Linked DNA regions of Homo sapiens: region 2 is linked to region 1. The links are chromatin loops, found by intact Hi-C in ENCODE. Cell type or tissue: chondrocyte. All regions are shown on one strand. Links, peaks and the distances in the headings refer to the core of each region. The heading gives the core; the rest is flanking DNA.

Region 1 (5,396 bases), core at 397-5,396:
ATGCATGGAATAATAAAGGAAGCTATACAAAACTATTTTTTTCAGCAAAGGTAACTAAGGTAGAAAAACAGAGAAAGGGCTAATTTTCAGCCACAAGTTTTTACAGGAACTGACTTCTCAGGAGAGCCAAATTTATTTCAAGTGGATGTGAAATAAGTTATGGCAATAAATAAAGTTGCATTAATTCTTATTTTTTAAACATTCCAACTCTCTTTTTTTTACTTAAAACAATATGACTTTCTAAAGTAAAACAAAACATACATGCACCATGTTGACTGTCATGTGCAGGTGAGAAGAGAAAAATATTTTAAGAATATGATAATTTTTAAAATTGCACTAAAATAATCTTTATATTGAGGCCTCCGTGTTTTAAAAAGTACTATAATATGTTTCTAATAAAATTTAGAAACAATAAGCTAAATAACAACGTTAATACTTATAACATTGCATTTGACCCAATTTTAACAAACTCATTTACAATTTTAATAAGTCAATATTGTGCTCATTTATTTAATAATTAGCAGAACAAATGGAAAGTACTGTATTTCTAATGATGTGAGGACACCCTTAATGAGACATAAACATAGGAGGATGAATACACAGGAGGGAAAAGTATTTATGTTAATTTCTAGGCAGATCAAGAACATATAGAAGATACTTAAAATAGGAAATGTTTGAGCCTAGCTTTAACTATTATCTTCATTTGTCTTTAATATGCCTTTAGTATTCAATGGCTGTTTTTCATAATCCACGTGCTGTATTAAGTGTGAAAAGATATGCCTGATCCAGAGGCAATGAGCTAAAAGAATCATCTGTACAATCTAACAATGCTTTTGAGGATGGATCTGGAGGGCTTAAAATACACATTATTAATGGGAAAATCTTGGGCTGAAACTAATCTGTAGGAATATTTCATATAAAGTTGATTTGGAGAAAATTTTTAAGTGGTTCATTTTGAGAAAAGGAACCAATGTAATTACAGTGTTCCATGTAATTTTACTGCACAATCTTCCAAACCCAAATTTTCGGACCTTTTCTGCAGACTGGTGAACTTAGTACTTAAATATGAAACGCCAGTTCTGTCTAGAGAACAAAATGAGTTTAATGCATAGACTCACCTGTTATTACTCTTCACACCAATGTGTAAATGACTGTTTGCTCTTCTATTAAATATATTTTCCGTAACACCATTCAAATAGGCCTACTTCATTTCCACTGAGATAAGCATTTTGGTATTCAGCTTTTATATTCACTAAGAATTAAGAAATGCTGTTTTAAAAGCTTAGGAAATGTATATAGAAAATATATCCCATGTTCTCATATATGTGTTTCAGACATAGGGGAGGAATTAGAATAAATTTTCTAAATAAACAAATTATTTGCCTACTTAAAATTGCAATTAAAAAATGAAGCTTTCCTTCGTTAGCTGTAAACTACATTGAGAAATTGTAACATAAAAAAGAATGGATTTTTAAAACTTCTTGAGTAGATCAAGTGTCTTGTACAATATCATTAAATTTGTATCAGAACACATAAATGGAAATGAGGTGGGGAAGCAATTGCAGTACTTTCTAGAGTCTAGGTTTTGAAATTCTTTTTGGTGAACATTTACTAAATCAGCTAAACATTTCAACTCATTTAAACACAAACCTAAATTATTATTACCCTAGACAGAGAGATGATATAGCAACGGGACCTCGAAAAGGTGATCTTTTGTGGCTGCATGTAGTGCCCAGATGGAAAAATCTTAGGACCACTAAAAGGCCTCTTGACCACTAGGCGGCAAAAACTAATTTTGAACTACTTGCCTACTCGGTAGCAGGCCTCTTTCAATAGACATTTTAAATATCTTGGCTTTGAGAAAATAAAAATTTCACCATCTCACAAAAATATAAATTACTGAACAGTACATCATTTGTTGTTTGCAAAAATTTTTGCAGATGCTTAGAAACTTATTATTTATTTACTCAATTACTGGCAAACTATCATACTAATTGTCAAGAACTAAAGTTGTATTTAACCACAATACACAGCTAATGCCTTAAGAATTGAGACCAGGTTTTGTTTTGGCAATTCCTAAGCTGATTCATAGTTAATAGCTGCTGAAATTTCAGTACCTTGTATATAATTATGAAGCAAGTCTAAAATTTTGGTTGAAGCAATTTTTTTTACCATTTTAAGCCACAAATACAGATGGTTATGATTCATATTTTCCCTATTATTTTTACTTATTCCTTGCCAATGTTTATTTTAAAAACATCTTTTTCTTTTCTTTTTGGTGATTTGGAAATGTCTTTACATCCATATGGGATATACAATATATTATGTCATATCATGTTGAGCTACTAATGCCAAATAGAGCTAACAGTGACATTCAATACACATAATAAGTTCTGTTAAAACTTTCCCAGGAAAATCTGGTAGAGTTTTATGCTGCCAAGATTAGCTCAGTTTTCCCCTGAATTTCTCAACTAGGTTGATAAAATCCAGAAAGTCTTCAGAGTTAGTGACAAAATCATCTCTTTAGTTTAATGCTCCCATCTGCTGTTAAGGCAAAGAATAGCAATTGGGTAGAAGAGCTTATTTTCAATGTTCCTTTAATAAATAAATGTTTAAATGCTTGTGTGATATACATTGATGTTAATTCTTACTATAAATGAAATTAAAATATCTGCTGGTCTTAAGGAAAATTGACTATGGTGTGCCAATTTTATGTTAACAAGCAGATATGATATTTTAATTAATTTCTTGCTACTTAGCAAATTACATAGGGCAAGTATAATTTTCTAATGAAAGGAAGAAATTATTTGTTTCAAACCTTTTCAACTTTGGCTATTGTTAATAGTCCTAACAGAGTAACAAAAATCACCTTTCAGCAAAACCTAAGGAAACTTCACGTCATCTAACTTGTTTTTCAGCTGTTGAAGGAGGATGTTCCCATCTTGGTCAGTCCTATGCGGATAGAGATGTCTGGAAGCCAGAACCATGCCAAATATGTGTCTGTGACTCAGGATCCGTTCTCTGCGATGACATAATATGTGACGATCAAGAATTAGACTGCCCCAACCCAGAAATTCCATTTGGAGAATGTTGTGCAGTTTGCCCACAGCCTCCAACTGCTGTGAGTTTAAAGATAAACTGTACATCTTCAATATTCATATTTAGACACATGAATAGCTCCTATATCATAGGAGCCTAAAAGGGAATGAAAGTCATGTTCATCAAATAGCCATGTTTGTATTACGAGTAAAAAGTGACCGTTTCAATTTAAAGATAAGGATTGGTTAGAATCTGGGTTACTAAATAATATGCAAATTCTGTGTCTTGTTTAACTTGTTTCTTTTCCATTTATTAGCCTACTCGCCCTCCTAATGGTCAAGGACCTCAAGGCCCCAAGGGAGATCCAGTAAGTAAACATTCTTCAGTAGAATAAAATTAATACTAATGATAATTCTAGTAAGAGTTTGCTTTTTCTAGATTTGAGCTTTCATCATACATTCTCTTCATTACCACATATTTGAATAATGGCACCAAACAACAGACTGAGAATCCATAATTGTACGTGTAAAGATTTCAATTTCCCAAACTTCATATTATGTCTTCACCCCCATGATCAGTTTAAAGAAAATGTGTAGGTCAATATACAAAGGAATACATTATACTTAAATTATTCACAAGATTTTGATTAAAAAGTATGTGTTATAAAGAAAATATATTACTTATATTGTTTCCTAATATTATAAAGTAGAGAAACAACAATCTGATAATGATTGTGAATCACCAGGATTTTTCACTATTTAATTTATTTTTATCTCTTTTTTAGGGCCCTCCTGGTATTCCTGGGAGAAATGGTGACCCTGGTATTCCAGGACAACCAGGGTCCCCTGGTTCTCCTGGCCCCCCTGGAATCTGTGAATCATGCCCTACTGGTCCTCAGGTATAACAATTACGGTACTTAAAAAATTCCCTCATAAAACTATCTAGTTCATCTTCTTTCTTTACTCGATATTACGTCTCACTATTATGAGTTCTTTGTATCTGTTCTCTGATTCAGTGTATTTAATAAATCCTTATTTAGTGCTTCTATGTATTAGGCACTATTCTAAGTACTTTATAAGTATTCATTTTTCCTCATAATGCTAATGTCATTGCTACTATATCCTTGGAAAATTTGCTAATTTCTCAGCAGATATATAGCATACACATTATGTTTAAGAAGTGAACTATGAACTTAACAAAAAAAATTAACCTAAATAATTTAGTTAGTACTGTATCCATACTTTATTCTCCTACTAATACCAATGTCAAAGCCTCTAAAAGTTTAGACAAAAAGAAGTTGAAGAACTGTTAGTATTCCTATTGAACAGGATTATTTCTGCCTATGAAACTGCTCTTGCTAATACTTCAGAGCACACCTTGCTTCTCCTGAAGCATGGCAGCCAAATAAATCTGCAGGTAAAACAACCAAACAAATAAATATGACAAAATTTCTGTTGCATGGAATTAGGTGAAACGAGAAAATATATTACACAAATTTTTGTGAGGTTAAAAAGTGCATTTCAAAAAGCAATTCAACAAGAACCAAAGTATATTGTCTAAGTTATTCTTATTCTAGTAACCAAACAGAACCTAACTCTAGACCTGGAACTTAGAATTTAAAAAAAGCTTCAAAGAAATCTAATAAGCATATGAGCCTTTCTACTATTTTTTGGTTTATTTTCTATGGAGATGTTTATTTTTGAGTGAATCTTTTAGTCATATTAACCAGAATCCAGGGGATATGAATTTTACTTGTATCATTAAGTGTTTGAAAAATAATTTGACTTCATTTTTTTGCTCAAAATGAGAAGGTGTATTATATGATCTCGAGACTCTTTTGGCCTCAAACAGCCTATGATCCTATGTTTGTAATGATGTAGCTACTGCTTAGAAATAATAGCTTAAGTAAGCGCATAATAGGAAAAATTGGGGGGAACTAACATTGAACACAGTGGAAAGATTTGTGCATCCCACAAGAAAATGCTTCTGTAGGATATCTAACGTCTAAATCTACAGAAAGACACGATAAACAAGATAATTAGTGAATACATACCACATCTTTTGGCACACAAAAACCTATCAGTAGACAGTAGATGTTGCATGCACTTCTAAATGCTTTTTAAAAGAATTATGAACTGTCTGTTAAAATGATCATATCTATTTGTCTCCTTGCCACAGAACTATTCTCCCCAGTATGATTCATATGATGTCAAGTCTGGAGTAGCAGTAGGAGGACTCGCAGGCTATCCTGGACCAGCTGTACGTACAAATGTTTCTCAGCATTTTGGAGCTTTATTATCTTTCTGGTTTGTAAAATCTTGAATGGTTGCTCTTCTAGGAATTCAGTATTTTTATGG
Region 2 (5,396 bases), core at 273-5,272, 73 kb after region 1:
AGATGAAAAGGAAAAGTAGCTAAAGTTTACAGCCTAAAACCCCAGCTACTTTGAGATTTATGGGCATAGGAGAGCTAACACTTAGAGGACAGTACAGCTAACACATGGGGACACAACCTGAGTCTTCTTGACAGGTAATCACAAACTTGAAACTGTGGGAATATTGAAGTCCTCTTTAAAACAAGTTCTCTATCTTATAACTGTGTCTTGCCTCTTCATATGCAGCCCAAATATTCTTTCATCGTTTAATTTCTGTATGTACAACTAAAGAAACTTAAGGAACAAAAATGACTTTAATTTTATAGATTTGACAAGAACATAAGAAATCTGTGTTCTTATAGTCTCTGGATCTACAATGGAATGATATCATTCCAATAATTTATGTAATATACTTCTTTAAAGGATTTGATGAAATATAAATATCACTTCATTACTTATGTTTATAGATTTTTTATACAGAGAAAACATGTTATTCATTTTTTCCCTACTATGAGATTGCAGTAAGTGCTTTGCTCTGCTTCTTTCCTGCAACAATGTAGTGTCCTCATTAAAAATAAAGCAGTCATTGCTTACATCCTGGTCCTATCACATTGCAATTTCAAAGTTAGTTCATAGGCACAATTGATATGTATTTTAGATTTTCCCTTAAAACAAACTGCCAATGCATCGTTCCTATAAATAGTACTGCACTACTTATGCATTCCAGGACATCCATGATGTAAAATATTAAAAATATGCCAGATTTACTTGACTATTTTTGAAATATTAAATTAAATATTAGATTTAACTAAAAGGCAAGGTGTATCTTTTGTGCATAATTTGTTAAAAGAAGTGGTGCATCCTTAATTAAATTTGCATAAAAAGGACTAATTACCCTTAAGATGAAAATTTTCTACTACATTTCACTATATTTCCTTAATCTAAAGCTATTATAACCAATGTATTAACAATGACTCAATGTGCAGAACCAAATAGCAGTTCTCTTTTATTATGTTACAACTGTAATTGCCAGGGCACACATGACAACTAACAGCAAACCATGTCATACTGAAACAGAAATCATTAGTCAAATATCAGGTACTATTCCAGAAAATGATGGATGTTTAAGCCATTGTGACTAGCCACTCTTACATGAGGAAATCATTTATGTCTGAAAATATATTGTCCTTCGAGTCTGATTGTCCTTGGAATTGTAAATGCATTCTAATTTCAAAGACCTAACGCTTGTTAAATGTCAATTTCTGACATGACATTAAACAATGCTTTGCAGTTGACCATCCTTCTGGACATTCTGCTTGTTCAAACTGTTTATTAATGATAACATTAATGACGATTCACTGTGCAGTAAATTTCTCACCCCAACATCCAATATACTGAGAAACATTTATCACAACTTTGGTGACTCCACAAAGCTCTACTTGTCTATGCTGGAATGAAGTATTGGCCAGCTCACTAGATTAGCATTTTAACAGAAATAAACCTTGTGTATGAAATAAAAAGATGATAGAGAAAGATAAAGAGGGCCCCCATCCCCTTAAGGCACTTATCTCATAGGCACAATAAATATGTTTTTATTTAAGTTTCATTTAATTCAGGGTAAGCAAAATGAATAAACCGTGGTTGAATCACAGCAGATCTCACATGCCATTATTCTCCAACTCCTGACTACCAAGGAAACATGACTGACTTTATTTTGGAAGGTTCAGGGAAACTCATATGATACTGTAATGTTGGTTCCTAGCCCAGCTAGAAAAGGAATACTTTCACTTACTCTTGCACCATCATTTCCAGCTGTGCCTTCAGCACCTTTTTCTCCTATGCCACCCTGGGAAAACACACAAAATACAATTGATTCATTTAATTGTCTCTTTCCCACACTTGTGTGTAAGTTTCATGAGAGTGAAGGCTAATTGTCATTTTCCTAGTCGTATCCAGGTGAGCCTGGGATGGTGCCTCACACTGTGCATTTTCTCAGTAAATGTTTATTAGAAGAATGAAAAATGAATGACTAGTGACTCAGGATGGTAGAAATAAAAGCCTGCTCAAGAAATCATTTCATTTTCAGCAGAAAGTCTGAATAAATGAACTGAAAAAAAAAAAAAAAAAAAAAGGACTTACTCTGTCACCCTTGGGGCCAGGAGTTCCTGCAATTCCTCTTTCTCCCGGCATACCTTGAAGACCTGGTGGGCCTGTATCTCCAGGGGTCCCAGATGGACCTGGACTGCCCTAAAATGAACCAACATTAAGTGACCATACCAATAATATTAAGATTAAACTAATGAAATTGCTTTTTAGTGGGTCAAAAGTAGTTGTCAGCAATTTCATGTAGTTCAACTTAGTGCTTATATTTTTCATCTGAGAAAGTTGTCTCTGAGTGAGTTGATATTTTGAAATTAAAAAAACCAGATTTTGTTTTTGATTGCTGCTTTATATTTTTAACTTTTCTCTTAAGAGGCAATTGAACGCTATTTCAAATAAAAAGGATAGAGTTGCCTTTTTTTCCCTCTGTTGGCAACATAATGGAATATATTAAGAAAGAAAGACATTACATTTAGAGAAATATTTCATTCTCTCTTTAATGAAACTGATATTTGATATTAACCTGGTTTTCAGGCTAATATAGTGTCTAAATTGTAGTAGACTGCATCAATCACTCTAAACCCTGAAAATAATAAGGGGTCTCATGTCACATGACCATGAAAAATTCTACTTCAATTGTTTATACTGAAGTTGGCCACATTATTTTCTACCAATCACTAAATGGCACACATTTCTGCCTTATGATGCATTATATTTTCAGATTTTAAAAGTTCCATATTTTCACATATGTAGTAAGCAGAATTGTGAAACCTGAGACAAGGAAAATGGAGCATATTATTAGAAAAGCCTCCTAATAAATTATGTAATTTTCTATTTCTTTCCTCTGTTTATTCATAGAAGCCACTAATAAAATGTACATAAACATTAGAAATGTGTTTGTATATGGAAGTCTATCACCATGTGCACTAAACTACAATCCCCATCAAAGAAGAGAGTCTTCTTTTTAGCTGACACTTTAGTTGCAAGGAAAAAGCCTAGTAAGCGCTCATTAAATATTTGTGGAAGAAGAAAATGATATAATCAAATTATCTTTCAAAAACAAGACAAATGCATTCTCACACCATCATGCGTTTATTAAGCAGTAATTTTAAAGCATTTTAAAACACTGAGATCACTATGACACTTACTTTTGGGCCATCAGGACCATGTCCTCCAGCCATTCCCTTCTCACCAGGGAGTCCAGTTATCCCAGGTTCTCCTCTTTCCCCAGGATTTCCTCGTTCTCCCTAGCACAAAATTGGGATGTCAAATAATCTCAATACTTGATCTAAAAATAGGTCAAAATGTTTCTGAGAAATGGCTTCTACTGCGGAAAAATTCAGAAATGAGACATTACTAAATCTCAATTTTCTAATTTAGTGATAAGAAATAAATTTGAAGTAAGGATATGCTAGTTTCATAGCACAAAATATTTCTCATAAAATTAATTTTTATCCAGTCAAAGAATTTATAGGTTAAAATAAATCCCAGTTTAAGATTTTAAAAGACACCTTTTAAAACTGAAGCCAGTGGGAAACAACATTAATCATGAAGATTAAAATACTTACTCTAGGTCCTAACGGGCCAACTGCTCCGGGATCTCCAGGAACACCCTATAAACACATTTTTTTTTTTTAATGGAACAAGAGCTTTGAGTTTAGGCATTTATCAGAAAACTTTCCAGTTCATACACCTAGTTTCTATTAATGTGCCATTAGAAGGCTGCATAAGCCAACAATTTAAAGAAAGAAAAGTACGTATATTTTTATAAATGAGGGAATATTACATGTTTTAGATGAAAACATTTTTCCAAAAAACTTTGTATTATACCTGAATGTTTGATTTTTGGCAATGAGAACATGCAAAGTACTATTTCACAAAGATAGAGCATTAGTTTTTTAGAGGCAACAAAATACATGCTAAATGTCTTTTTTTAAACTAATGGAAGATGAAAAAGTTTAAATAAAGAAAAGTTATATAAAAAGGGCTAAAGAGTTGGTCTTTTAAATAGAACCAATCCAATTCTACTCAATTAAGTAAATCTTTCTTGAGCCTATAATATGGACAAAGCACTCTACTAGGTATTGTGCATTCAAACCAGTGCAGTCATGTCTAAATTAAAAGTTTGTTTGTTCTTACATAAAAGAAAGTTTGTCAATTTGAAATTTCTTTCTTTGATAAAGATAACTTTATCAAATAGGCCTCCAATCTTATTCTCCGAAATGGACTGTCCTCACTGTGGCCTGATCTCCCTAATCTTATCATATTACTCCTTCCTTAAAAACCCTTCTTTTTTCTTTTCTGGTTTTTTTTTTTTTTTTTTTTTTTTTTGAGACGTTGTCTCGCTCTATCACCCAGGCTGGAGTACAATGGTGGCATGATCTTGGCTCACTGCAACCTCCACCTCCTGGATTAAAGTGATTCTCCTGCCTCAGCCTCCCAAGTAGCTGGGAATACAGGCATGTGCCACCATGCCCAGGTAATTTTTGTATTTTTAGTACAGACGGTTGGCCAGGCTGGTCTCGAACTCCTGATGCCAAGTGATTCACCTGCCTCAGTCTCCCAAAGTGCTGGGATTACAGGTGTGAGCCACTGTGCCCAGCCTAAAAACTCTTCCTTAGCTTCCCATTACTCTAATGATGAAGAACAAATTAGAATCAAATTAAAGCCCTCCATAATCAGGCCCCTGAGTCACCCTGCAGCCCCCTTTCTATTTTCCCCAAATTACATTACCCACTCTGATTTGTAAGCTTGTCTCATTTCCTGGAGGTTTTTCCTATCTTCCCTCCTTCATCATTATCATCATTCATCTCTCAGATCTCATAAAAGATATTACTTTGTCTGGAAAACCTTTCCTAAAACCCCCAAGTCTTATTTAGGTGCATCTTTTTTGTTTCCATAAACATAGTACCTCCCTTATTATAGCATTTAGAGCATGCTATTATTGTAATTGTCCTATACTCTCTGAATCCTACTATACTGTAAGGACAGCAAGGTCCAAATCCATTTTGTTCAGCTGGTTCAGGCCAGTGCTTTGTAGAGGCAAGCACACAGAGTGTTCAGCAAATATTTATTAAATGATTAAATGAACAAATGAATCATTCAAAGAAAAATAAATAAATCTATGAGCCAGGAAAACGACAGAATAAAATTGTTAGTATTTGTCCATAACTGTTTATATAAAGTGGTTAAGAACACATCTTGGGAAGCAGATGACCTGGGTTCAAATCTATTAACTGTGTGACTTTGGGAAAGTTATCTAACATCTGTATGCCCCATTTTCCTCATCTACAAAATGGAGATAATGATAGTACCTA

Evidence for each region. Hi-C counts contacts between places; a loop is a spot of excess contacts. Peaks named below come from ENCODE experiments on the same cell type or tissue, not always from the same donor. Only the 100,000 strongest peaks of a DNase experiment are listed, where the experiment ranks them.
Region 2: a loop joins it to region 1, with 2.0 times the contacts of the local background. A loop is called at or near these places in 9 of 110 quality-filtered maps.

Annotation. Positions count from the first base shown.
Region 1 is chr2:188,981,842-188,987,237 of GRCh38, forward strand. COL3A1 (collagen type III alpha 1 chain) reads left to right here. Exons shown (of 51, transcript NM_000090.4): 2 at 2,919-3,121; 3 at 3,356-3,406; 4 at 3,824-3,937; 5 at 5,218-5,298. It overlaps LOC105373791 (a long non-coding RNA gene), which reads right to left and starts at 2,978. Exons shown (of 3, transcript XR_007087614.1): 1 at 2,870-2,978. In chondrocyte, for the core only: CTCF peaks have their summits at 1,775 (motif pointing right), 2,563 and 2,776; no DNase peak of the experiment used is centred there.
Region 2 is chr2:189,055,202-189,060,597 of GRCh38, forward strand. It overlaps COL5A2 (collagen type V alpha 2 chain), which reads right to left. Exons shown (of 54, transcript NM_000393.5): 32 at 3,648-3,692; 33 at 3,228-3,326; 34 at 2,119-2,226; 35 at 1,772-1,825. Among named protein-coding and RNA genes, the nearest start is that of MIR3606, 62 kb to the left of the region's middle. In chondrocyte, for the core only: no CTCF peak of the experiment used is centred there; no DNase peak of the experiment used is centred there.